Linked DNA regions of Homo sapiens: all the other regions are linked to region 1. The links are chromatin loops, found by intact Hi-C in ENCODE. Cell type or tissue: heart right ventricle. All regions are shown on one strand. Region 1 overlaps CD36 (CD36 molecule (CD36 blood group)). Region 2 has its middle 83 kb from the start of GNAT3. Region 3 overlaps GNAT3 (G protein subunit alpha transducin 3). Region 4 has its middle 34 kb from the start of CD36. Region 5 has its middle 5.8 kb from the start of GNAT3. Region 6 has its middle 75 kb from the start of GNAT3. Region 7 overlaps LOC124901685 (a long non-coding RNA gene).

Evidence for each region. Peaks named below come from ENCODE experiments on the same cell type or tissue, not always from the same donor. Only the 100,000 strongest peaks of a DNase experiment are listed, where the experiment ranks them.
Region 2: a loop joins it to region 1, with 7 times the contacts of the local background. A loop is called at or near these places in 86 of 110 quality-filtered maps.
Region 3: a loop joins it to region 1, with 2.8 times the contacts of the local background. A loop is called at or near these places in 13 of 110 quality-filtered maps.
Region 4: it touches region 1 in a loop (2.5-fold over the local background); 10 of 110 quality-filtered maps call a loop at or near these places.
Region 5: a loop joins it to region 1, with 4 times the contacts of the local background. A loop is called at or near these places in 18 of 110 quality-filtered maps.
Region 6: a loop joins it to region 1, with 4 times the contacts of the local background. A loop is called at or near these places in 85 of 110 quality-filtered maps.
Region 7: it touches region 1 in a loop (2.8-fold over the local background); 6 of 110 quality-filtered maps call a loop at or near these places.

What each region holds. Positions count from the first base shown.
Region 1 is chr7:80,657,311-80,661,310 of GRCh38, forward strand. CD36 (CD36 molecule (CD36 blood group)) reads left to right here. Exons shown (of 15, transcript NM_001001548.3): 5 at 3,753-3,900. Among named protein-coding and RNA genes, the nearest start is that of CD36, 21 kb to the left of the region's middle. In heart right ventricle, CTCF peaks have their summits at 2,317 (motif pointing left) and 2,517; no DNase peak of the experiment used is centred here; H3K27ac peaks cover 4,000 bases.
Region 2 is chr7:80,426,664-80,430,663 of GRCh38, forward strand. No RefSeq gene overlaps it. Among named protein-coding and RNA genes, the nearest start is that of GNAT3, 83 kb to the right of the region's middle. In heart right ventricle, a CTCF peak has its summit at 1,968 (motif pointing right); a DNase peak (open chromatin) is centred at 1,975.
Region 3 is chr7:80,462,814-80,466,813 of GRCh38, forward strand. All of the region lies in intron 5 of GNAT3 (G protein subunit alpha transducin 3), which reads right to left. Among named protein-coding and RNA genes, the nearest start is that of GNAT3, 47 kb to the right of the region's middle. In heart right ventricle, no CTCF peak of the experiment used is centred here; no DNase peak of the experiment used is centred here; H3K27ac peaks cover 121 bases.
Region 4 is chr7:80,602,706-80,606,705 of GRCh38, forward strand. It overlaps a transcript of CD36 not described here. Among named protein-coding and RNA genes, the nearest start is that of CD36, 34 kb to the right of the region's middle. In heart right ventricle, no CTCF peak of the experiment used is centred here; no DNase peak of the experiment used is centred here; H3K4me3 peaks cover 3,920 bases; H3K27ac peaks cover 4,000 bases.
Region 5 is chr7:80,515,847-80,519,846 of GRCh38, forward strand. No RefSeq gene overlaps it. Among named protein-coding and RNA genes, the nearest start is that of GNAT3, 5.8 kb to the left of the region's middle. In heart right ventricle, a CTCF peak has its summit at 1,812 (motif pointing right); no DNase peak of the experiment used is centred here; H3K27ac peaks cover 1,434 bases.
Region 6 is chr7:80,435,103-80,439,102 of GRCh38, forward strand. No RefSeq gene overlaps it. Among named protein-coding and RNA genes, the nearest start is that of GNAT3, 75 kb to the right of the region's middle. In heart right ventricle, no CTCF peak of the experiment used is centred here; no DNase peak of the experiment used is centred here.
Region 7 is chr7:80,545,310-80,549,309 of GRCh38, forward strand. LOC124901685 (a long non-coding RNA gene) reads left to right here. Exons shown (of 3, transcript XR_007060402.1): 2 at 882-958; 3 at 1,231-1,358. Among named protein-coding and RNA genes, the nearest start is that of GNAT3, 35 kb to the left of the region's middle. In heart right ventricle, no CTCF peak of the experiment used is centred here; no DNase peak of the experiment used is centred here; H3K27ac peaks cover 1,701 bases.

The sequences.
Region 1 (4,000 bases):
TTTCCTAACTGCGGTACCTACTCAAGATTTATATTCAAATTAACTTCTGGGTCATATAGATGTTTACATTGATCTATTTTAGTTTCACTCTTATATTTCCTCTAGTGTTGAGACAATATTTTATATCTTTCCTCTGCCTTCCCTGATAGTTTAACACACTTTTGAACAGAATCTTAGAGTATTAGAACTAGAGGAAATGATCAGCCAGAATCTGTCATTTTGTGAGTTAAAAATGCCTGATCCAGTGGATGTGAGGTCACTTGTCCATGTTCACACAGATGTAGGTACTGGTAGCTCCTAGATTTTTGTATACCTTTTCTTCCATTTCAATTATAGACACTCTGTCTTTTTCACTAAAAAGGGAAAAAAGGGGGAGATTGAGGTGCCAAAAACACTACCTTAACCAAGGATTAGGAATATATTTATGGTATCCATATGGAAACATAGTTATGTTCTGCTATAGAATTTGTTACCTAAATGTGTATTTTCCCTCATGGATAATCACAACTAGTTATACACCATGATTAGTTCTCATCACAAAGTTTTGTATTTCTAATGATTTTTTATAATTTGTAGTTTTAGCATCTTATCTGTTTTGGTTATCGGATGATTGTATAATTTTCCTTCTTCCCCAAAGCATTACTATGCTTCCAGATTGAAAATTCACACCCAAAATAAAATGAAATAACAGGCATGGTGAGGGTGGTGCCTACTACCATAGCACATGACATATAAGCCCCAGAGGGCCTTGGTGCATGTCCTGTCTTAGCAGTTTTACCCGAATCGGGTGTCTCTGTGCGCATCTGTGACAATTCATAATTTTGTCAATGAAGACTTAGTTTTTATGGGTACAAAAACATCTTACCTTAGAATTTTCTTCATGGTCTTAAAGTTTTTATATTATTAGCAAGAGTCTATACAAGTATCTTGTTGCAAAGAATGTTGTTAGGTGTACCATATATATATACACACATATATATATATGTATTCATAGGTGTATATATACTTATGAAAATCTAGAATTCACATATGACCTAAGGAGAGTATCAGCATAATTGTTTAAGAAATAGAACCTAAGTGAACTGAGTAAGTGTGAGGAAAGAAAATAGTTGTTAGAATTTGAGAACTCATCATGATTTTTTTTGTTTGTTTGGGGGAAGTTATATTTTTCACTTCTGTTTTTAATTTTGTTTATTTTTTGAGGCAAGGTCTTGTTCTGTCACCCACTCTAGAGTGCAGTGGCACGATCACAGTTCACTGCATCCTCAACCTCCTAGGCTCAAGTGATCCTCCCACCTCAGCCTCCTGAGTAGCTGGGACCACAGGCGCATGCCACTATACCCAGCTAATTTTTATGGGTTTTGTTTTGTAGACAAGGTTTCGCCATGTTGCTCATGCTGGCCTCAAACTCCTGGGCTCAAGCAATCTATGTGCCTTGGCCTCGCAAAGTGTTGGGATTACAGGTGTGACCCACCATGCCCGACCATATTTTTCACTTTTAAATATATTATTTGGGATATGAGAAAACATATTATTGAAATAGTTCTCCTCTGGTAGTTGACAGCTGATCTATATTTTATTCTTAAAGCCTTTAACCTATCTCTCTAAGGGACAAAAAGGGGATGTGTTAGATATATTTGGTTTGCTTAGAGAGGCAATGGAGCAAAGACTGGAGAAGAACAGTTGCATTTACAGCTAAATTTTAGAATCCATAAATAGCTCTTTCTGTAACAATTTTAAAGGGATTCCTGATTATCTGTAGGTCATCTTGTCTCAGCATGTCACCAAAATAGTCTTTTATTGTTTGCCTGAGTGCCTTAAATAATGGAAAAACAACCAGTACCTTTTAGAAAAAAAATTAACACTTTGATAGTGCATGTGTTGAGCTAAACATGCTTTTTCATAACTAATTATACCCTAAATCCATCTGACATTGGAAGTATGTGAGAATGTCCCTCCTCAAACAGAACCACAGGCTGTATTTGGCCATTGTCTGCTAAAGTAAGCTTGATTACACTTTGACAAGATATGACCTGAATCAAAGCACGAAATTGCTTGGGTTGAGATCTTATGTGTGTTTCTACCTACACCATCTCTATGAAGATGCTGTAATTCCTTCAGAATATTCTTAGATCTGTAATTCATTTTTTGAGTTACTTTGCTTTGGAAAGAATATAAAAAGTAATCTTGAGAAAAGCATAAATTCCTTCCCTTGACCTTATAAACAAACACGTTCCAAAACTTCCATACAGTCTAACTTTTAAACAAAAAATTCAGTAATTATGTTCCCTTTTTAAAACAACATTCTAAAGGCAGGGCTGTTTTAAGGATTTTTCTTCTAGTGACTGCCATCTACTGGTATAATGTTGTCAGTACACTTTAGGTAACGTGACAATTATGTTGCTATTGTTTTAATATATGGGCATATTTCTGAAAATTGAAGTACTTTGATTTGAAATATTAGTAATATGCACACTAATTTAAAATACAATTGTCCTGAGTGCTGTTTCAGATTTTTATATTCTTTGTGTGTCTGCAGTACTTCAAGAATAGTAGTTTTAATAAAATTATATTAAAAATATATTTCTAGCCAACTTTGAATCCTCTTTTTAAAGAATCTGAGACATTTGTTTAGTAAATACATTTACTGAGAACTCATTATATACCAGGCATGATGCTTAGAGATACAAAACACTCATAAACCCCTACCCTGTAGGAATTTACATTTTTATTATAATGGAATAAAATGGGTTTTTAAAAAATTCAGTCCAATTGCTTAAGTCTTTACCTTGGCTATCTACTCACTTCACAGGCATTCAAATATGACAGTGCAATTATGATATATATCTTATTTCTTCTCAGTGAATATCTTCCACTTGTGAAATGTATTTTTCCTGTAATAATCACCCTTCACCGCGTTCCTAAAATGTAGTTGGTACTTTGCAGCCTAGATATGTTAGAGTCAGGAGATTAGAACTAGCAAAAGTATTCAATATACTTGAGGGGCTGGGGAAGTTAGTCTATAACCCTTAAAAATGGAAATTATATTCTTATCTCTAATTCTCATTAAAGAAGTCCTGAAAAAGGGAAAAAGCAGTGCTGGATAGGCCTTGTATTTTGATCATTCTTTCTAATATAAGAAAATGTGCTCTAAATATTCCCCTGCTGAAGCCCCTGTACTTTTTCCTCCTTATCCTCAGGATAAAGTCTCGTTTGAGTATTAGATGCAACTCTTTTATGTTTGAGATCTTACTTGTTTCAATAACTTTATTTCCACTACTCTCCTCACCTCTTACTCTGTAATCCAACCACACTCAAATATCTGCATTTCCCAAAACATATTATGTTCGTTCTTATGCATGCTACCATCTGCCGTACTTTACCTAACTAAACTTGTATTTGTTACATAGACCATTTATGTAGACTTGTACTAAAAAGTGTTTTAACCCTCACCCCTACCCTGACCATTCTAAATCTGGATCTGGATCTGTTTTGTGTTTTCCCATGGAGTCTCCATTATAACAATATTCCTTCTCTCTCACTATTTTAATTTCCAGTTTGCCAGTTTAAGACCCCTTCTCGTTAGTTTGCTAGAGACCCTGGCTGATTTCTCATTTTAACACCATTGCTTACATACTATCTATCTGGCATATTCTGTGTGTTCAAAAATCATTTGTTGAATGAATGACATTTGAGATCTAATGTTCACATATGACAAATGTTTTGAATTTTGTTTACTGCTATTTCTTTAGAGTTCGTTTTCTAGCCAAGGAAAATGTAACCCAGGACGCTGAGGACAACACAGTCTCTTTCCTGCAGCCCAATGGTGCCATCTTCGAACCTTCACTATCAGTTGGAACAGAGGCTGACAACTTCACAGTTCTCAATCTGGCTGTGGCAGTGAGTAGACAAACAACAAAGTTATCTATTTTAAAATACTCTAGAACTCATGTAATTAATCCTATCATTAGAATTATTAGGTTTTACTTGTTTTTCCATT
Region 2 (4,000 bases), 230 kb before region 1:
CTTTCCAAACTTTATTTCCTTTTGACTCTATAAAACTCTGAAATGACATCAATATGAAAGTTTTCAGCAAAGAAGGAATACAGAAAGCACTGGATTAGAAAGGCAGGACTTACGAAAGTGTTTGAACCACTTTGAATGTAAAGGATGTAGCTTCAGGGGGTTCAGGTAGGAGACAATTATTGTTTGGTATCATGAGATAAGAACCCTAACTAGAACTGAAGCTCTGGGAATAGAAACAAAAGAATAGTTGATTTTGAAAAGAAAAAGTTTCTGGAGACTTAAGACTTTTGACAGACTTGATGATAGGGAATAGGAAGGTGAAATAAATCAAGATCAATCTAGGAACATGAGCCTGAGTAAGGTATAAAACATAAAAAATATGGAAACTAAGCAGGAGACGGTTTGGGGAAAAGATATCATTGAGCTCTCGAAATAAAGACAGCCATCGGGCTTTAGAACACATACTGAAATGTGGCTGATAATGGTGGACATGAGACTCATTCACAGAGGGGGCAATGAGTGATAAGACAAAAATAAAGATAAGATCAGAAACAGTACAGAACAAAATGGAAAGAGGCAAAATGATAATTCAAGGCTATGTCCATATTTAAGCAGTCAATATGAAGGGGAAATTTAAGAAGGGAGGAAAAGAGAGCTGTGTTCTGAAACTGAAGAAAACCAAGTCGAGGCTGCAAATAGCTCACAGAGAGCAAGAATAGAGACATGGATATTAAATGTGGCCAAAAGGAGACCAAACATAGGTGACCCTGAAAAAAAGAGTTTGAGTAGGGTGAGAAAAGTAGTACTACGTAACAAGGAGTAAGAGACCGGAAAGTGGCCAATGCAGACTCATATTTAGAAACTTTGGTTTTGCAAAAAAAGGTCATGATAGGGCTAAATCTCAAAACAGAAAAGCGTGTTTGTTTGTGCTCAGGGAGGAAAAATCAGTACATAGGAAAAGAAGTTTAAAAGAGGGATTCATTAATAGAGAAAAGTAGCAGGTGATGCGATAGAGCTTAAGACAAAGAACACAAGTGTGGGCGGAGCCTTCAAGAGAACCTGACACAATTCTTATAGGGACATACTGAGGTAGGGAGGGAAGTTGCTTTTGGAGAAATTTTGGTTTTGGTTGCAGAAAATATCGAGTAGCTAATTGAATTATCATTGTTACTTTGACACCTGTTAAGCATGTATTATATTCCAGGAACCATGATAAGTGCTTTCTGCATGGAATTTAATTCTCACAATGATCTTATGAGATAACTAACATTTCGTGGGATAACTCACATTATATAGATGATAAAATGTAAGGCTTAATGTTTAGGCAACTTACCTAATATCACAGGACAATCAAGGTATGATGTAAAGCCAGACCTGTCTAACTCTGCTTTTAACCATTATCCATGTCCTTCTGTTATGTTGGCCTTAATCTTTTTCATAAATTAAAAGAGAACATCAGCCGGGTGCGGGGGCTCCCAGCATTTTGGGAGGCTGAGGTGGGAGGATCACTTGCGCTTAAGAGTTTGAGACCAGCCTGGTCAACATGGCAAAAACTTGTCTCTACAAAAATTAGCCAGGCGTAATGGCATGTGCCTGTAGTTCAACTATGAGGGAGGCTAAGATGGAAGAATTGCTTGAGCCCAGGGGGTTGAGGCTGCAGCGAGCTAAGATCATGCCACTGCACTCCAGCCTGGGTGACAGTGAGATCCCATCTCAAAAAAAATAAATAAATACAATAAAAGAGGACATCATTTGCTGACATTTAGAGTGAGTGTGGCATATGTTTGTGGACTAGATTTGTAACCTATTTTATTACTTAGAAACATAGTCTAGGGTGGACATAAAATATGAAAGCTTAAATATACCTGAGCCCTAAATTTCTATCTTGAACAGAGCTGGGAAAACAATGATAAGAAGACTCGTTGTTGCCTTACCCATGAATTCATGACTTTGCTATTCTCCAGTAGGGAGCAGCACACAACCACCTATGCAACCATTTACTCTACCGCAAACAATACAAGACAAAGAAAACCTTTTGAAGATTCGACCGTAAGTAGTGAAGAAACTGAACCTCTGATAATTGGGTCCTGCCTTCAGAAAGCATTTAATGAAATACGTAGATTATAGTTTTGCCCTTTATTGCATTATATATGCATTAGTTAAAAGAGCTATTTTGTCAATCCTATTTGAGAATCGTAAGAGAGCTTCTTAGAAATGCTCTTGATTATAGATTGATGTAAAGAGCAAATAAATTTTAACTTAATATCAAACATAATTCTTAAAATTCAGAGTAATGAGAAAAATACTGTAAAGTCAATGCTTGGACATTGATGCATAAAAGATATTTCAGCATTTAAAACTTTGAAGTATAAGAAAGTACTATTTGTCAATGATTAAATAAAAAAAGACACAATAATGCTATAAAATGAAGGTTTTATTTTTTGTTTGTTTTGCGTTTTTTTTTTCTTTTTTTTTTTTTTTTTTTGGTTAGAAGGCCACTGGGCCATGCCAAGTTTTTGTTATAAATATGATACATCCTATGTTTGTGATTTTATGAATTTGGTTCATAACATTGCTATTACATTGAACACTTTGTTTCAAAAATTATTTTGGGGTGTTGAAGGTACAATTACTACCAAATGGAAGAAAAATCATGGTTGTTGCTGAAGACACAGACCAGAAATGTAAAAATGGAAGAGAAATTCAAATCATCTAGTGACTAAGCTTTTTGGTTTAAGATAAATATTATGTTTCTGGACAATCTTACATTTTTTTACTCAATGAGCACAACATTTTAAAATTAAATACACTAGTTCTGGCTTTAGAATGTTCAAAATTAACCGTAAGAAATAAGCTTTGTTGTGTAGGGGTCAAGGCCTTTGGCCCTCTGGAGGTTCAAAAATTCCTGACATGAGGCAGATTAATAGGAGAAAAGGCATACACATGTATTTGACATGTATACAGAGGAGCCTTCAGCATGAAGACTCAACCCCCAGTAAGATACTGAAGCTTATATACCACCTTGAGGTTGTAGAAAGACAGTTGGTTCAGAGCATGGGAAGAAACAGGTTATGCTGTTAAATCAGGTTTTTGTGGCAAGATAGGTGATGGGAGGGGCAGAATAGGAGGCTTGCCTAGCAAAGGTGGTCTTGCTGTGTAGACGAAAACTGTTATGGGAAAGGGGTCCCGATCCAGACTCCAAGAGAGGGTTCTTGGATCTCACATAAGAAAGAAATTAGGGCAAGTCTTTACAGTAAAGTGAAAGGAAGTTTATTAAGGAAGTAAAGGAATAAAAGAATGGCTACTCCATAGACAAAGCAGGCCCGAAGGCTACTGGTTGCCCATTTTTATGGTTATTTCTTGATGATATGCTAAACAAGGGGTGGATTATTCATGCCTCCCCATTTTAGACCATTTAGAGTAACTTCCTGATGTTGCCATGGCATTTGTAAACTGTCATGGTGCTGGTGGGAGTGTAGCAGTGAGGATGACCAGAGGTCACTCATGACCATGTGGGTTTTGGTGGGTTTTGGCCGGCTTCTTTACTGCAAACTGTTTTATCATCAAGATCTTTGTGGCCTGTATATAGTGCTGTCCTCCTATCTCATCCTGTGACTTAGAATGCCTTAACTATCTGGGAATGCAGCCCAGTAGGTTTCAGCCTCATTTTACCCAGCTCCTATTCAAGATGGAGTTGCTCGGGTTCACATGCTTCTGACAAAACCTCAGAGGTAGAAGCCCTCAGAGAGATTAGGTGGTGTCTCTTTTTGGAACATTAAAGGTGTCAGACTCTCGGCTAATCTATCCTAGATCCAGGAAAGGGCCTAGAAACGGATCTAGGAAACATTAGCTGCATTAATGGAGATTCTCTACAGATGCAAATTTCTGCCACAAAAGACTGCTTTGCAGGGCCACTTCAGTCTGCTGGCCCTGTGGCAGCCATTTCAAAATACATCCAAGAAATATATTCTGCGGTAATAAATTGTGACTTCCTTCAGTT
Region 3 (4,000 bases), 190 kb before region 1:
ACAGTCTTTTAAAATTGTCTCCGTGCAAACTAGAATAAAATAATTTACACACTGACTTTGAGAAACTGGGAAGTTTAAAAGAGTTTAGAGTTTTGGTAAAACATTCATTAGCCACAGAAGATTTTGATAAAAGTTTAGACATATTCTCTTGAATGAAAAGAAACTGCAAGAAGATTGGAAGTTACTGTAGTTCTGATGTTATGATTCTTGCCTATTTTCTTAAGTCTTTCTACATTCATTTACTCAAACAATTATTGTTTGCATTCTATGTACTAGACACTGTGCTAGGTCTACTAGCACAAAGATGAAAAGATATGGTCCCTATCTTCGAAGAACGTTCTGTCTTGTAGAGAAAAAAACAAATAAGTTACTATAATATTATGTAAAAAATATTCTAATATACAAGGTAAAATGTGAGCATACAGAAAGACTTAAGTTAGCCTGAGGGATCATGACACTTAGAGAAGGTGTTTGAAAACTCAGCCTTTCCTCTACTTTTATATTTTGGTAAGAGATCATTGTGGATCGAGGACTCAATTTTAAAAACTAGGAGCTAGGCAGTAAAAAGTTAGGTTGATATCAAAGGAGCTGTTTAATGTTTGCTGCCTCAGGGCTTTCACACACAGTCTCTTTCCTTTTCCTGTGACAAAGATTTCCTTCTTCCTTCCAAGGTTGCTTTTTTTCTCAACTATGAAGTCTTAGCATCAATATCTCCTCCATAAAGAAGCCTCCTGGAGCGTCCATTTAAATTACACCTCTCTCCACCCTCCATTTACCTTCTATAGCATCACTTTCTTTCCTTTATGGTAATCATCAATATCTATCATCTCCCTAATACAATAGCAGCCTCATGAGGTCAGGAACGTTATCTGTATTAGTAACTGCTGTATTCCTAGTTCCTGGCACCATGCCCAACACATAACAGGCATGCAAAAAATATTTGCTAAGTAAACGAATAGATTCCATGTTAACTGAATAGAGAGGCAGGAAACACAGCAAACATGCTATGTTCTCTCATGCCTTGATAACTTACACATGTTTTCTATAAATATGTGTAAGTTATCAAGGCATGAGAGAACATAGCATGTTTGGGGTAAGCAAGCAATTTATAGTTTTGGGAACATAAAGAATAAGGTAAAAACACTGAGCTATATGGCCTAATAATTATCAATTTATCCACTCATTCATCCTTTATTCAATAAATATTTACTAAGCACTTATTATATGCCAGGCACCAAGGATTCAGCCTTAAGAAGCTTTTAAACTGGTGGTGATGGTGGTAGTGATTGGTGTGTGTGTTTCAAAATAGACTTTAGATATCCTATAGGATATCCAAAATGGATTCAGATATCCTATATGGATATCTGAAAATAGACTTAATAGGAAATATCCATATGAAAATAGACTTCAGATATCCATATAGGAAGTGTAGGGGGTGGGTTGTCATTTGAAATGGAGTGATCAGGAGTTGTAGAAGATAGCAGAAGTGTAAAAACCTAAGGAGATGAGGGGTTGAGCCAAATGGATATCTGGAGCAAACAATGTTATAAGCAAAGGTGACAGAGGAAACAGCAAGAGCAAAGTACTTCAGGAGTGAGCCTCATGTGATCAGCCAGCAGTGGATTTACTGGTCCTTTCATGTTACATGAGAAATGTAGATTTCATATTGCAGACTATAGAAGACTATGGGTGATTTTTAGATAGGGAATTGACATTTTTTGTTTGTTTGTTGTTGTGTTAGATCACTTTGATCTGAGTCCAGAAGTTGGGCTTAATGAGGAAGAGATTAGAAGCAAAGAAATAAAGTATGGGGCTATCATAATAGTTTACAACCAAGGTATTAAGTACCAAAAAGCATCCAAGTTGTACAGACTTCACGGGTAATAGTTATATTTGGAGTAATAAATGTCTACCGATCTGATTATTGAAAATAATCAAAAGTACAATATATTATACTTCGTATTTCACATATGAACCAAGTAAAGATATATATAACTAATATTCCCCAAATAATGTACTAATGCAAAATCACTCCATTAAGCAGTAGACTAAAAGAGAAGATGCTCACAATATTGAAGATAATGGTTAAGAGTTCAATAGTTAATAGTGTGGAAATTTAAATTTGGTGTGTATAAAGAATATTATATGTGCTACTAATTACCAAATTGCAGTTTCAGGCTTGCAAAATAAATGGAGGAAGGGGACCAAAGTTTGACTTTACGGTTATATTATGTGAAAATTAACCAATACATTTAATTTTTAAAAATTAAACAACATTCTTACAGAAACAAGGATGATAAATATGCATTCAGAAATTTAAATTGTTCATGAACTGTTTTGTTAGTCCATAAAAACAACCTTAGTGTTTTTCAGACTTCGTAAACTGGAGTTTTATTTCTTTCTTTGTTGAAATTACTTTTAAAGTATAAATTACATTTAAACTATAAAATGTGGTGGAAATAGAAATAGTTGAGATCATGACTTTCATGTTCCACATCACCAGTTGTAATGGATTAATCTTAATTTAACACACCTAATAAGAGTTTACTATTTGTCGGGTATATAAGCACCTTACAGCAATTAACTCATTTAAACCTCTTCAGGAACTTGCAAGGTAGGTAAGTTTAGCATTCTTATTTTTTCAGAGGGACCCTTAAGCAAATTGCCTAAGAATTATTATTTCAGCTGATATTTGTTGAGGCTGCTATGTACCTGGCTGGCACCACGATAGGTTCGATAGATTCCGTGGCTATGATAGCTATGCTGTGAAAGTTGTTAACTTGCTAAGTCTATTTACTTAGAACAGAGGTGCACAACTAGTACTAGTGCCTGCAGTTGGCTCTCAAACCTTCACTAGTGGACAGAAATTATCTTCACTGTGGAGTCTATCCTTCTCCCAGGCCAGGCAGTAGTTCTATGTTGTCAAACAGGTCACTGGGCAAAAAAATTAAACTCCCTTCTTCTGGGAGGTTTCGTTCTTTTCTTTTAATGAAGATAATCACCTAATGCATTTCAGATGTAGTACATATAGGCTCCATTTGGTCATATATGAATATATTGTGGATCACTTTTTGGCAAAGAATTGTGATGCTGTGATTGAACAATGATGATTAACTTATGGATTTGGGGGACCTGAGGGTAGAGTATACATTACTAGGTTTAAACTCCTGGTGGGCTTTTCAAACTGAAACCACCCTTTCTAACCCCACCCACGGGGTTTTTAACCCATAAGGATTTCCATAGTCCTAATCTCTTTCACTCTAATCCCCACCTCAGGGGGGGAAAATAAAAAACCCCTTTCCATTGCTTAATGACAAACCAGTCATGGAGCCAAGACAAAGAGTAATGGAATGTTTGTGCTAAGGGAGCCCGATGTGCCATTTCCACAGCAGTGATGGCAGGGCTGTAGGAATCGAATTCTAGGATGCCTCAGGTAAGTTTTCTCCACTAAGCAGAACTTGCATTAGTCTTGTCAACCTTTGTAGTCTCCTTTTCCCTGCTTTTATGCCCAATTATGCCATTTTCTTTCATTCCGATTGATATTTGTATTCTTTTAGTCACATTTTCAATTAGATTATATATTGTTAGATTCTATTCACATCTTAAAAGTCTGAGAAACTCCTCTCTTTAAGGTGACTTTGTAATTGCTCAGATTTCCTGCAGAGTGACCAAATATTTTACCTCAGAGAAAAATCATCTTATTTCTCTCATGCTAATAGTTTTGTTTTTTGGTGTGTGGGGGGTTAATGATAAAAATAATAGTAGGAATTAAGATATGGGAACTCTAATTTGTGGGTTCTATGGGGGACATAAACTCCCCAGGAGGAGGAAAAAAAGGGAGCCTCATATACTTCCTACATATTTTATTTTCTACAACATAATGTTTTCAAATGGCTTTTCTCCAAATCTGAAACATCTGAAGCATCTCTGAGATGAAAATCAGAGTAACAGCAAACTCAATGGCTATGTCTTAATTTGCTCTGATGAGTCAGCTTCTTTG
Region 4 (4,000 bases), 55 kb before region 1:
TTGTACCTGAAACTTCTTTTCCTTCAGATTTCTTATTTATGTTTTCTGATAGGTTTTTAAGATTAATCTTTTCAGAAGGATGCTCTAAAAATCTGGCCAATTTGATTATCCTCTTCCAACTTGGAAAAAATATGTATTTAAAATGAGACTAGAATTTGAATGACCTTCTTTCATGGAACTCTGAAAATGTTTTTTGGCTTGCTGTCACAACTGACAAATATATTTAAGAAATAACCTAAAAGACCAATCTTAACAATTTGACTCCTAGACAGAAGAAAACAAAAATCTTTTTATACATAAAACTTACTAATCATTAGTGATCATAGAAATTTTCTTGAGTGTGGGTGCCACATGTCTTATTTGTGGGGTGGGGGCAGATTTTGTTACATAGCAGAATTTTTATTATATGGTGTGTTTCATAATATGGCTACATAAGATCAGACAACACCGCCAGGAATGACAGAGTCGTTACTTATACAGAAAGTCAACTTAAGTTATGCATATTTCGAGACACAATTAAGGTTGATACAAAAAAAGAAAAGCAGTTCCTTCTGTTTCTCCATGCTATTCTGCTATTCTACAAGCCCTGGAAAAGAATTAGATAGGCTTCTTTGCCTTTACAAAAAAGGTCACTTTCTTTTATTATTTGGGGAATGGTTGGTTGGTGCTAGACTGAATTCTGGGGAACCATTTAAGGCTAATACTTCCAAAGGGGTAAACTTGTTGACACTCCTTGAGAGAACTCACAATTCAGATGGGATCTCTATCTCAAAGAGAAATAGGCAACCTATCTTGTTTTCAGGTGTAACTGACTAAATAATAAAAGTGGATTTGTGGGGCAATATATGAGACTTCTGTAATCCTGACAAGAGGAAAGGAAAAATATTTTCAAATGATGTACTATGCAAATACTAATTATTTGGAATCTGATACTTTTGTAAAGGATAATGATAACTGTGTAATTAACTGTTCTAAGAGTTCAAGAAAGCTAACACCTGAGGATAATAAAACAGTTTTCACCTGGGGAAAAGATAAGCTCTGGAACTCAAGAATTACAGTCAGGCAAAAAAAAAAAAAAAAAGAGTTTTAAACTGCTGAGAAATGATTGAAAAAGACTGCTTAAGGTTGTAGAGTGGGATGATTAAATGGAAGGAAATGTTTCAGAGCAAAGAAATATAAAGTTCTTGATGTGACTGCGGCTCATTTTGCTTTTGGCACAAATTACTGATTAAGATGACTACTTAAGGAATTTAATCTGATATTCTTAGTATTTACAAACAAAGCTTCAGGTTAAATTGTTTTGAAAAATAAAGAAATGCTATAAAATGAGTGAAGTGCACTTCAGATAAAAATTGTGAAGTGTGTGCAACGCGCTTCACAACAGGTTACTTTATTGCCACCTGTGAGGAGCAAGAGGAGGTACTAGAGGAGGGGAATGAGGTTGGGTTTCCATATCATGTGACTAGAATCCTCAGTCATGTCTAATCCACAGTGGTTCAATCACAAACAATAAATGCTCATCAGGAAAAGTAAATGATTGCAAACAGATATAAGTGTGCAATGAATATAAAAAGAATATAGTTGAGTAAATAGTTTTAGTGTTCTGTTGTATATAGAAGTACAGTAATTGGCTAAGCCACTGGAATTTTTTTTTTTTTTTTTTTTTTTTTTTTTTTTTTTTTTTTAGCAAAGTATGCCATTGGTTCCACAATAAGCTTTCAAGTCATTTCTTTATGGAAAAGGGTAAAGTGAATTCTGATTTGTATCTTCTGACAAACCACGTGGAGAAGTAACACTTTTAGATACGTGCTTGTTGGTACCCTGCTAAATAGCTAAAGATGTTTTGAAACATACTCAGAGACCTTTGTCACACAAACACTATAGTACAAAGAAGGAAATGACAGAAAATTGGCAAGCATTAGAGGGGACATAGGAGACAGCTTGGCTCATTCACCAAGGACTCCAGACTGTGCTCAAATGGAAAACCATTGTTTGCCCTTCAGTGCTTGTGATGTTTAAAGGTGAAATGAGGATAGTTTTTAAAAATAAATTATTATTAGTTTCATCTCTTCATTAATGTTGTTCCTTCTCATTAAGTCTTATAAATATTACTTTTCTCATTTAAATTTTTAGAAAATTAAAAAAATATATATTAGTCATGTCATGTTTTACGACCATGACTTAATAAGAACACTTCAGTCTAATTGAAATTCATTTGGAGGTTCCTTTGGTCCCATGTTGGAACTTCACTGTAACTTTATGTAAAATGTAGCAAATGCCATTGCAAGATCTACTTCTTGTATCTCATTCTGGTCAGTTTTAGAAGTGAAGTAATAAAAATTAGTGTGTTCAATACAATGGTCTCAGAAAATAGAACCCAAAGCATCCTGTCTTTCCAGAGAAGATACAAAATTTTAAGTAAACTGGATATCTACTTTAAGACTGAGCCCTCAAACATGAAATACCTATTTTGTTTGAATACATGATGGAGTTGCTATCTTTCACATACCTTTATTCATTGACATACTCTTTCAAAAATATTTAATGAACACCTACACTGCTTTAGGAAATGCTATTAGAAGCAACATTGTGCTAAACATTTATAAGAATCTAGGATCATTTTACAGGTGGTTTTCTGAACCTTGTTCATATAGAATGAAACTTTTGATGAAGGTTAACAAACAAAAACTGTTAGTTAATGGTGAAAGCATATTCATCATTTTATGGACACTTTTCCCCATGACCCCACAACAACAGCTCCCTTAAAGTGTTATCAGTCTCTGGGGGAAAAAAAATGGACCAAATGAGTGACAGTTATATTTCCAGAAGGACTAGAAGGAAGATACTGTCAGAGTTGTTTCCATTGCTTGCTCTAAGCTTCTCGTTTTTGCATCATTTACTCTTAAAATGCTAAGTAACTTCACACAACATAGGAAGCCTCTCCAGAATAAAATATCTGTAGTATGGACTCTAAGCTTTAGGATTGATAACTTCCTAAAATTATTTCTTCTTGAACTATTTCATCTGAAATGGGGAATAAATACTAGTCTTGATTTTATCTTGGTCTCCTGGGAAGACCTTTAATTTCTATTAGCCCCATCCTTTTAAGAGCTGTTTGGGCAATAGGTACATCTAAGCAGATGCATAGACAAAGAATTACAGTGCAGAAAGGTATGAGCTGTGATAAGCTTAATATACAGGGATAAGAGCATTCCTTACAGACCTTTGCTATTGCCTAGAGTTGGAGCATCTTGCCGGCATATAAACTCCATAAAGGTAATGGAGCTATTCCATTTGTAACTACTTGTGTTAGTAACAGCAATGTCCCAGTACCTGACTCATACATAATAAGCACTCAATAGAGAGATTTTATTCATTTATTTAAAATATTGTCTAAATATTTCCTAAATCAAAATATTCATCTTCTACTAAGGACTATGACTAAAATTTTAAGAATTTTGAATCACGTAAATAACTTAGATACATTTCTTTCTTATGTTTAGCACTTTTTCTAAAAATATCCAAATTGATGTAGAGCTCTACTGTAACATAATACGTAGATCTGTGCAACTTTTTTTTTTGTATTAAATTCTCAGGTAGGTAGTTTAATGGAATGTTACTACTGCTGTTCTTCCCAGCATGTCTGGCTGGGTTTGTTTATTTTTACAATATAGGACAGATCCTCTACTCACAAAATGAATTATGGGATTTAATAGAGAAATATTCTATAATTTACAAGACGCTAAATATATAAACTCACAGATGCTGAGAATGTCTCAGTGAATCAATTCATGAAGCTCATTCATTTCACCTAATGCCTCTCAATGATGTCCTAGTCCTTTTCCCCAGTCTGCATGCAAAACTTAGATGTGCTTGCTACTGTGCTCAGTCTCTTAGATGTCTTTGCCGCATGTACTGAGTTTTGGATGAAGCCAGAGAGAAACATTTAGCTCAGTCCATTTCACTCTGGGTCCGAGGGTCATCTTGGAGATTTGCTAAT
Region 5 (4,000 bases), 140 kb before region 1:
ATATTTCTCAGCAATTTCAGCCCTGATTGTTGCAACAGCTTCTCACTTAGGTTTCCTTACTCTAGGCTCCACTCTATCCCAGTCCAATCGGTCTGATTGTGCCAGGCTAAATTCCCTCAAAGGCAAGTTTAATTATTACTCCTTTCTGGCTGGAAAAAACAAATGATTCTATATTTACTACTTCCTCCTGTGTTACTCCTGTAACATATGTTATTACTGAGTACATGAGCATACCATGTACTCAATAATATAGTTAGCACTATCTAACTATCCAAATATATTTCCCAATCACAGGCAGACCTCAAGGATACTGCAGATTCTGTTCCAGACCACCGCAATAAAGTGAATATCACGGTAAAGTGATCACACAAATGTTTTAGTTTCCCAGGCCATATGAAAATTATGTTTATACTATACTGTAGTCTATTAAGTGTGCAATAGCACTATGTCTAAAAAAGCAATGTGCATACCTTAACAAAAAAAAATTGCTAAAAATGCTAACAATCCTCTGAGCCTTCAGCAGTTTATAATCTTTTATAAATCACTGTGTAAATATTAACAAAATAAATGTTTACAGATAAACACCATATATTAAACATCAAGAGGTGCAGTTTCATTGGCCATTGAACATGGTTTCAATACTTTTTAAAATTAAAGTATAGGAATATCGATAACTTGGAAAACAACACAAACTTGATTTTTACATAAAGCCTAACAAGAAAATAGTTACTACTTTTTGTTGTCCTTGTTATATAACTTCTTAGGAGTATTTATATAGTAGTATATAAATAGTAATCTTTTTGTATATCATCAGAGCTCTGAATTACCATGTGCATTGTCAATTTCAATATTTCAAAAGGAATCTTTTATTTTGAGCAGTAAGTCTCAATAGAGGGCTTAACATATTTAGTAAACCAGGCTACAAACAAATGTGCTGTCATCCAGGCTTTGTTTTTCCTTTTATAGAGCACAGGCATAGCAGTATCAGTTTTAAGGACCCTAGGATTTTTGGAATGTTAAATGAGCATTGGCTTCAACTTAAAGTCACCAGCTGCATTAGCCCTTAAAAAGAGTGTCAGCCTGTCCTTCAAAGCTCTGAAGCTGGACATTAACTTCCCTCTCTAGCTTTGAAAGTCCTAAGTAGCAGCTTCTTGTAATATGACTACTTAATGACATTGAAAATCTGCATTTAGTGTAGCCATCTTCATCAATGATCTTAGCTAGATCTTCTGGATAATTTGCCACAATTTCTGTATCAGCACTTGCTGTTTTGCTTTGCACTTTTATCTTCTGGAAACGGCTTATTTCTTAAATCTCATGAACCAACCTCTGCTAGCTTCCAAGTTTTCTTCTGCAGCTCCCTCACCTTTTTCAGCCTTCATAGAATTGAAGAGAGTTAGAGCCTTACTCTAGATTAGGCTTTGTCTTAAAGGAATGTTGTGTTTGTTTTGATCTTCTATCCATGGCCACTCAAACTTTCTCCATATCAGCAATAAGCCTGTTTCACTTCCTTATCAGTTGTGTGTTCACTGGAGTGGCACTTTCAATTTATTTCAAAACTTTTCCTTTATATTCACAACTTGGCTAACTGTTCCAAGAGGCCTAGCTTTCAGCTTGTCATCTCATCTTTTGACCTGCCTTCTTCACTAAGCTTAATCATTTCCAGATTTTGATTTAAAGTGAGAGGCATGTGACTCTTCCTTTCACTTGAATACCTACAGGCCATTGTAGGGTTATTAATTGACCTAATTTTAGTATTGTTTTGTGTCAAGGACTAGGAATGCCGAAGGAGAGGGAGAGAGAGGGGAACGGCCAGTTGGTGGAGCAGTCAGAACACACACGTGCATTACGTTTGTTGTCTTATATGGACACTGTTCATGGTACCCCAAAGCTATTACTATAGTAATACCAAAGATCACATACCACTATAATAGATATAACAATAATTGTAAGTATGAAATGTTGAGAAAGTTACCAAAATATGATACACAGACACAAAGTGAGTACATGCTGTTGAAAAAATGATGCTGATAGACTTGCTCAAAGCAGGGATGACAAAAACCTTTAATTTGTTAAAAAAAAAAAACTCCCATATTTGCAAAGCACAATAAGTGAAGCACAATAAAATGAGTTATGCCTGTACTTCTCATAACAGTCTCTATTATAGGTGGGCTTTTACTCTTTCCGAACTAGGAGTCCCATTTTAGTTTTTACTCATTCTTCTTTTCCTCACTAGGGATATCTTGCTCTTCCACAGATGACTTTTTTTGCATAGTACTCATTCATTAAGAAAGAACCTACCATTACACTTCACATCTACTAACATCCATTGGCTGATCTTTTATATTTTCTTTTCTTTTCTTTTCTTTTTTTTTTTTTTTTTTTTGAGACAGGGCCTTGCACTGTCACCCAGGCCATAGTGCTGGCACAATCACAGCTCACTTACAGCCTCAGCCTCCTGGGTTCAAGTGATCCTCCCACCCCAGCCTCCCAAGTAGCTTGGACTATAGGCACATGCCACTACACTTGGCTAATTTTTAATTTTTTAGGTTTTGTGTGTGTGTGTGAGAAAAGGTATTGCTCTGTTACCCAGGCTCAGTGACACAATCATAACTCGCTACAGCCTTGACTTCCCAGGCTCCAGTGACCCTCCCACCTCAGCCTCCCAAGTAGGTGGAACCACAGGTGTGCACCACCATGCCTGGCTAATTTTTTTGTATGTTTGGTAGAGATGGGGTTTTGCCATATTGCCCAGTCTGTTCTCAAACACCTGAGCTCAAGCAATCTACCCACCTCAGCCTCCTAAAGTGCTGGGATTATTGGCGTGAGCCACTGCACTCTGCCTAATTTTTTAATTTTTTGTAGAGAGAATGTCTCACTGTATTGCCCAGGCTTCTCTCAAACTCCTGGGATCCTCCTGCCTTGGCCTCCCAAGCTGCTGTTATTATAGGTGTGAGCCACCAGGCCCAGCCTGGGCGATTCTTCACTTCTGAGATCTCTCTAGAGGAATCTGCTGCAATTGGTTTGTCCTTCCTCATCACCCAGACAGTACACTTTCCAGTGGCCATTCTCTCTAGTTCTTCTCTTCGATTTGTGGGTTCTAAGCTGGTAGTACATAAAATAAAATTTTGTTTGTTGAAATCATTGGTGAATGGTGGAAGATCAATAGATGTATAGTATTAAAGAGCTCTTTACTCTGTATTAAAATTGCATAATTCTCCTTCCCAAATGATTTCAAATATGAAATTTTAGTTCTGGAATTTTAGGAATCTGTTTACCTAACAATGTTCTCCTGTTATATGTCAGGAATGAGAGTTTCAGCAGTAAACAAAATAGTTAGAGACATGCCCTCATAGAGCTTAATTTCTAGTATTTGTACCTGTGTATGTATGTATCTGTAAGGTTAAAATTTACACAGACAATAAGATACATCTGTAAAGTATATAGAATTATAGATGGTGACAGTTGCTAAGAAAAACCAAACAGAGAACAGAGGTAAGGAGCAGGGGGATGGAGATGAAGATGAAAGATTAGAATTTCACATAACGTGTCCAGAAAAAAAGCTCACTAAAAAAAAATTGTGTTAGAGTACGTTCTCTGAAAACTGACTTTAAGATGAAAAACACATACAGGAATTTTATTAGAAAGTGTTCTTGGAAGCCACCCTTATAGGTGAGTGAGGGAAGCAATATCAGAAGAGAGAGGAATTGGATACACAGCAGTTGCAACAGAGAACTCAGCCAATCTTGTGGGGAGCTCTGAAGCTGAGATAGTTGTACAGATTTATATGAAAGAAAGACAAGAAGACTGGACTGTTGTATCTCTTTCAAGAAACAGAAATTTAATGTATGTTTGCCCTGGAAGAGGATAAAACTGATCCTTTTCTCTGAGGGTCATTTCTGAGCAAGGCCTAAGCTGTGACCTGTCAGCCAAGGGAGTGATTTCTTAATCTTGAAGCGGAACTCTGGGCAAAGTACTTGGGCTTTCACCTCCCGTATTA
Region 6 (4,000 bases), 220 kb before region 1:
AATTGCAGAAATTTGATGAAAAGTAGAGGGAAAACAAACAGCTTCATAAACTTTGCAACAAACAGGAAGATAATTATATTTTGCATTTTTTTTTAATGTGGGAAGCATTTTAATCTCATTGAAGTATTTATTTCTGTAAAACATACTATCAGAAATTTGTAATTTAGATTTAAAAATTAAGTTTTTAAATATCTGTAATCAAATCCAATTAATGCAAAAGAGTGATTTTAGTGTATGAATTAATATATATCAATTATAGTAATAAATTAATTACTATTAATAGGCATAATGACTCAATCTTTCACACAATCCAAAAATATAGGTTCTAGTATTATTAGAAATCTACACATAGGAGACTGAAGCTCAGAAAAAATAAAGTAAATTGGAAAATATAAACAAGGTAAAGCAGCAACAAAAATTCATTGTGAGAGTATTCTTATGCAATCAAATGCATAACAGTGCAAATCCCCTCCCAGAAGGGGAGAGAAATGTCTCTAAATTATTGTTCTGGAATGTTTCTTGGAAGAAAGATTTCTCTATCCATGGAAGTAAATTAAAGAGTATAAATTTTCTACAGAGGAAGTCTGTCTCCATCTTTCCCTGGCTCTCTGTTTATAAAAGCCTTCCTAAAAAGATAGTCGTAGAGCAAATTGGCTGTTATGCCTGAATGTGGAATAACGTAAGAGTTTAATGGAGAATTGTCTCTCAACAAAAAGCAGTTGGACTATCCTCAATGTATCTATAAAGGTGACTAAGTTCAGAAAATTAAGGAAGTTTATAGAGTTTGTGACATAGTTTGGATATTTGTCCCCCACCAAATCTCATGTTGAGATGTGATCTCCAGTGTTGGAGATAGGGCTGGGTGGGAGGTGTTCCGGTCATTCAGGCAGATCCCTCATGAATGGCTTGGGACATCCCTTTGGTGATAAGTGAGATCTTGCTCTGAGTTCACATGAGATCTGGTTGTTTAAAAGTGTGTGGCATCCCCCACCCCCCACCTTCTCTCTTTCTTGTTCCTGCTTTTGCCATGTGATATGTCTGCTCCCTCCTGCTTTGCCTTCCACCATGATTGTAAGTTTCCTGAGGTCTCCCTAGAAGCTGAGCAGATGCCAGCACCATGCTGCTTCCTTAAAGCTTGCAGAACCATGAGCCAATTAAACCTCTTTTCTTTATAAATTACCTAGTCTCAGGTACTTCTTTATAGCAATGCAGGAACCACTTAAGATATTTTCAGTTATCTGAGAGTTACCCTTGAAAATGTATAACAGGCTCAAGGTGATAGTTCCGAGAATTTAGCAGCACTAGTTGCAGGACTTTGGAGCATTAACAGATACAAAGACTAGTTCAGGTGATACTGAGGCGATTGCTAGTTTTCAGATATTACAAGAAGGGTAGGTATTTCATGAAGCATGAGAGAAAAAAATAAATAAAAGAAGTGTCTTCTAAAAGAAGGAACACAAAACAAGAGAGGGAGGAGGAAGTGGAGAAAAAAGAAAGAGAAAGAGACAGAGAGGGAGAAAAGGTAGCATAAACACCCAATGGGTTAATTTTGCCCACTGCCCAGATAGATCTGATTCATTAAGACAGGAAAATTGCAATAGAGAAAATGTTTAATTCATGCAGGGCTGGCTGAACTCTTGGTGTTGTATATTCTATGAGTTTTGACAAAATGAATGACTTCTACCCATGATTATAATATACAAACTAGTTCTACGGCCCTAAAAATCTTCTGTGTTTTGCCTGTTCATCCTTCCCTCCCTCAACCTGGCAACCATGGATTTTTTTACTGGCTCCAGAATTTTGCCTTTTCCAGAATGCCATATACTTGGAATCATACTGAACATAATCTTCTTAGATTGGCTTGTTTCACTTAGTAATATGGATTTAAGTTTTATGCATGACTTATCATAGCTTTATGGCTTTATTTTTAAGAGCTGAATAATATTCCATTGTACCTCAGTTTGCTTATTCATTCATCTACTGAAGGACGTCTTGGTTGCTTTCAAGTTTTGGCACTTATGAATAAAGCTGCTATAAACACTTGTGTATGGGGCTGGGAGCAGTGATGCATGCCTGTAATCCAAGCACTTTGGGAAGCCAAGGTAGGCAGATCACAAGGTTGAGACCATCCTGGCCAACATGGTGAAACCCTGTCTCTACCAAAAATACAAAAATTAGCTGGGCATGGTGGCGGGCACTTGTAATCCCAGCTACTTGGGAGGCTGAGGCAGGAGAATCACTTGAACCCGGAAGGCAGAGGTTGCAGTGAGCTGAGATTGTGCCATTGCACTCCAGCCTGGGCAACAGAGTGAGACTCTGTCTCTAAAACAACAAAACAAACAAACAAACAAAATACAAAAACACTTGTGTATAGTTACTTACGCCCACATGTAAAAGTACATTTGTGTATAGATAGTTATGTCCACACATAAGAACTCTGATGAAAAAACCAAATAACTAAATAAATAATGAGACATTCCATGTTCATGGATAGGAGTACTCATCAATATGTCAGTTCTTCCTAGCTTGCTTTATAGATTAAACACAATTCCAGTAAAAACCCTAGCGAGTTATTTTGTAGATAACAACAGATTCTAAAATGTATATGGAGAGGAAAAAGTATCAGAATAGCCAACTGAAACTTTACTTCTTAGGATAGAGTGACCTCATCCAAGCTCCTTCAATGTCAGACTGGAAACTGGGAATCTTTCAGAGGCTTTTCAGTGTACTTTTTGTCACTTCTGTGTTTGTAAAAAGGCTGCAGTCACAAAAATAACAGCTAGTTTGATGTTTAATATGTACCAGGTATTGTGTTATGTACTTTATATACATTAGTATACCTCTTATAACAAATCAATGGATTAGGAAACCATTATTAGGGTCATATTAACAATGAGGAAACTGGGTCAGGCATGGTGGCTCACACCTGAAATTCCAGCTGCATTGGGAGGCCAAGGCAGGAGGATTACTTAAGCCCAGGAGTTTGAGACCAGCCTGGACAACATGATGAGACCTCCTCTTTACAAAAAATTGAAACATTAGCTGTGCATAGTGGTGTGTGCTTGTGGCCCCAGCTACTCAGGAGGCTAAGGCGGGAGGATTGCTTGAGTCTAGAAGGTCAAGGCTGCAGTGAGCCATGTTTGCACCACTGCACTATAGCATGAGTGAAAGAATGAGATCCTGTCTCAAACAAACAAACAAACAAACAAACAAACAATAAAGAAACTGAAGCTCAGCATTTAAGTCACAGAGTTACAGAGTTAGCAAGTAGTAAAGCTTAGGTTTGAACTTGTAGTAGAGCCTGGGTTTGAACCCAAGGAGTCTGGCTTCAGATCTTACATTCCTGAGCAATAGGCTGAGTTGATTCATATCACACAATATTACTTCTTTCAAAGGTAGCAGGTGGGAGAAGGAAGGAGTTAATAACAGGATTTCTCTCACTTAATAGTGTCTATGATTCCTCTAAGGGTTTCACTGAATAAAGGCACCTCTCTTATTGCAGTTTATTCATCATAAGCAGAATTTCATAATTTTTCTCCTTATTCTTATTTATATCATGTTGTACTAATCTGTAGAATATTAAAATCACTGTCATTTATTACTCCTGCCTCAAATTTTTTTTCTGAAATCATTGCTGCCATCTTAGAAAACTTACAAATTTATAGCAAAAAATAAATGAGAGTCGGTGGCTCAAGCCTGTAATCCCAGCACTTTGGGAGGCCGAGGCGGGTGGATCACGAGGTCAGGAGATCGAGACCATGCTGGCTAACAAGGTGAAACCCCTTCTGTACTAAAAAACAAAAAATTAGCTGGGTGCAGTGGTGGGCACCTGTAGTCCCAGCTACTCGTGAGGCTGAGGCAGGAGAATGGTGTGAACTCGGGAGGCGGAGCTTGCAGTGAGCCAAGATCGCGCCGCTGTACACCAGCTTGGGTGACAGAGCGAGACTCCATCTCAAAATAATAATAATAATAATAAACAAATAAATGAGAGTGTAAAGAG
Region 7 (4,000 bases), 110 kb before region 1:
AAAAGTTTGGAGAATTTGCTGCCTGACAGTGCAACAGAAAAGAAAATCCCATTTTCTGAGGAGAAATTCAAGCCAGCTGCAAAAATTTGCATAAGTAATGAGGAGCCAAATATTAATCCTTAAGACAATGGGGGAAATGTCTCTGCATTGTGTACAGCCTAGGGACTTGGTGCTCTGCATCCCAGCTGCTCCAGCCATGACTGAAAGGGGCCAATGTGGAGCTCGGGCTATGGCTTCAGAGGGTGCAAGCCTCAAGCCTTGGCAGCTTCCACATGGTGTTGAGCCTGCGAGTGCACAGAAGTCAAGAATTGAGGTTTGGGAACCTCTGCCTAGATTTCAGAAGAACCAAGAAAATACCTAAATGCCCAGGTAGAAGTTTGCTCTAGGGGTGGGGTCCTCATGGAGAATCTCTGCTAAGGCAGTGCAGAAGAGAAAGGTGGAGTGGGAGGCCCCACACAGAGTCCCTACTGGGGCACTGCCTAGTGGAGCTGTGAGAAGAGGGCCACTATCCTACTGACCCTAGAATGGTAGATCCACTGACAGCTTGCACCATGGGCCTGGAAAAGCCACAGACACTCAACATCAGCTTGTGAAGGCAGCTGGGAGGGCGGCTGTACCCTGCAAAGCCACAGAGCCAGAACTGTCCAAGACTTTGAGATCCTACCTCTTGCATTAGCGTGACCTGGATGTGAGACATGGAATCAAAGGAAATCATTTTGGAGCTTTAAGATTTGACTGCTCTGCTGGATTTCATACTTGCATGGGGCCTGTAGCCCTTTGTTTTGGCCAGTTTCTCCCATCTGGAATGGCTGTATTTACTCAATTTCTGTACCCCCATTGTATCTATCTAGGAAGTAACTAAGTTGCTTTTGATTTTACAGGCTCATAGGCGGAAGGGACTTGCCTTGTCTCATATGAAACTTTGGACTGTGGACTTTTGAGTTAACGCTGAAATGAGGTGAGACTTTGGAGGACTGTTGAGAAGGCATGATTGGCTTTGAAACGTGAAGATATGAGATTTGGGAGGGGCCAGAGATGAAATGATATGGTTTGGCTCTGTGTCCCCACCCAAATCTCATCTTGTAGCTCCCATAATTCCCAAGTGTTGTGGGAGGGACCCAGTGAGAGATGATTGAATCATAAGGGTGGGTCTTTCCCATGCTGTTCTTGTAATAGTGATTGGGTCTCATGAAATCTGATGTTTTTAAAAACGGGAGTTTCTCTGAACAGTCTCTCTCTTTGCCTGCCTCCATCCACGTAAGATATGACTTGGTCCTCCTTGCCTTCGGCAATGATTGTGTGGCCTCCCCAGCCACGTAGAACTGTAAGTCCAATAAACCTCTTTCTTTTGTAAATTTCCCAGTCTCAGGTATGTCTTTATCAGCACCGTGAAAATGGACTACTACAGTAAATACACTTGTCAGGGGTACCAATTTTAAAATATGAAACCTGGAGGATATAATGTTAAGTGAAATAAGCAAGGCACAAAAAGACAAATACCACATTATCTCACTCATATGTAGAATCTGAAAAAGTTGATGTCATATAAGCAAAGGGTAGAATGGTGTTACCAAGGGCTGGGGCAGTTGAGGAAAGGGGTCTGGGAAGATGTTGGTCAAAGGATATAAAAGTACAGTTAGATGGGAGGAATAAGTTCAAGAGCTCTATTGTACAATATAGTGATACTATTATGTATTACAATATGATTAGTAATATATAGAACTCTTGAAAAATGCTAAGAGAGTGGATAGGTGTTCTTACTACAAAATATATAACTATGTGAATGAATTCATATGTTAATTAGCTAGATTTAGTCATTTCACAATGTAAATACACCTTGAAACATGTTGTACATGATAAATACATACGATTTTATCTGACAATTTGTAAAAATTGACAAAAGTGATAAAAGAAATAAACAAAATAGAACTATAAGAACTATACTATAAGGAGAATGAACAAAATGGAAATAAAGATATTGTGAAGTAAGGTATTAAAATTAATGGTATAAATATCTGAGAAAAGCCTGGAAGTTTATGAAATATGTGGAAAAATAGAAGCTTGAAATTTTATGCCTAGGAGATATTTAGAGATTATGTAAAAGTACATATAAACATTTTTATGTCATGGATCAAAAATCTGGATATTTTTCTCAAATAAACCATCAAATTTAGGGCCAAGACAAAATTAGAATCCAGGTTTTCCTACTTCAAGTCTAGTGGAAGATCACTTTAAAAAGATCTTTCAGGCCATTAACATAAGCTCTCTGACTACAGAGATTTTGTAGTCACCTTCATTGTGGTATCTCTAGAGTCTAGAACTAGACCTGACCCCTGGATTCGGCACTCAACTAATGTTAGCGAGATACATGAATGGGCAATAAATACATTAATTCATTAAGACCTAATTTTTGAAGGGTTTGTGATAAAGCTCACATGTTAAATAATCAAGGTCCAGGTTATGAAAGCCCTATAATATGTGATGTTATTCTCTTTAAATACTTGTAAAATTTTAGTAACTAGATTGAAATATATGTTAACTATTGATATTTTAATGTTTGAGATATGAAAATGACAGTTTCTTGTTTCAACTTAAAAATCACTGATATAACTTTAACAACAAATAATTCTAAGAATGTGAAGACAATAATAATGCTATATCATTTTAGAAAAATAATCTATAAGCCATACTATTGATGTCTGATAATGGCCAAAGGGTTCTTTTATTTGATTAGGCTGGGTAGTTTAGCATATGAATCATCCTGAGAGCTTGTTAAAATAGAGATTTCTGAATCCCTACCAATTAAGATTCTGGCCTAGAAAATCAAGTCTAATTCCTTGGCCTGGCATTCAGGTCCCTTGTATCAGGTCTTGGCTTTCCTATCCAGCACCATCTCCTCACCAGCCTGCTCTGTCCCCTTCTCTCCCAATCATACATTTTTGCATTCTTAAATCTCTTAATTCTATCTGAAATGCCATACCAGTTTGTCAAATTAATAGACTTATAAGCCCTTTCTTCATAAATTTATTATTTATTTATTATCCATCTCCCCCACTAGCTAGTAAAACCCTCTGTAGCAGTACCATTGCACTGGCATTTACCAAGACCCTGGTACATTTTTCTGGTAAGTAGAATGTGACCAATAATTATTTGTAATATGCATAATTGAATGGCATTTGTCCACTTTGTTTAGTATAAAGCCAAGTAATATAAATATGAAATAGAAATACATATTCTATGCAGAGGAACTGCAGAGAGTATATTTGTTCTACAAGAATGAGGGGTAGTTTTAGGAAAGGTGTTATTGAATTGGTAACAAGTCAGGCTTGAGTTTGTGACTGAAGGCTAGGGATTTTGTCCAGAAGCAATTACTCACTAAGGTTCTTAGTTTTAGCTTTCTCTCATTCTTACTCTCAAATTGGTACATGTCATAAATATTTTTTTCATTAACTTCCCAACTATTAATGTTGGTAACTATCTACCCCTTATCATTGTACAAAAGCTCATTTTTATTTTCTTAAGTGGTAGTTCTGTCTGTTCACTTGTTCCTTTAACACAACTAGTTTACTGTGATGAGTCTTGTTCTCTTTCATAATGAATTCCTATTAGTTATCCATAATTATCCCAGAATCTGTGCTCAGTATAAGAGGGAGTTGTCTTTTGGAAGCATCCCAGAACCTTTGACTTGCAATTTATAACATTTACTTAGTGACACAAAAGAAAACAAACAAAAGGACATTTTTGAATAACCCCAGAAACTTTCCCCATTAATATCTAATTTTAGATTATATCAGTTCCTGCTATTGGAGGTCTTGGAGGCTGCCAGTTCACATAGTGTTTTCAAATTTACAGCACAAGGCAATGAGAACATATGGGACCAAAGTTCTGTTTTTCATATTCTCCATTTTAACCTTTCCCTTTGAAATTTAATCAACATGAAAGGAAATAAACACTTTTTGTCTTCCTTGTACAATGGGAGTGATATCCTCCTCCATTTCCC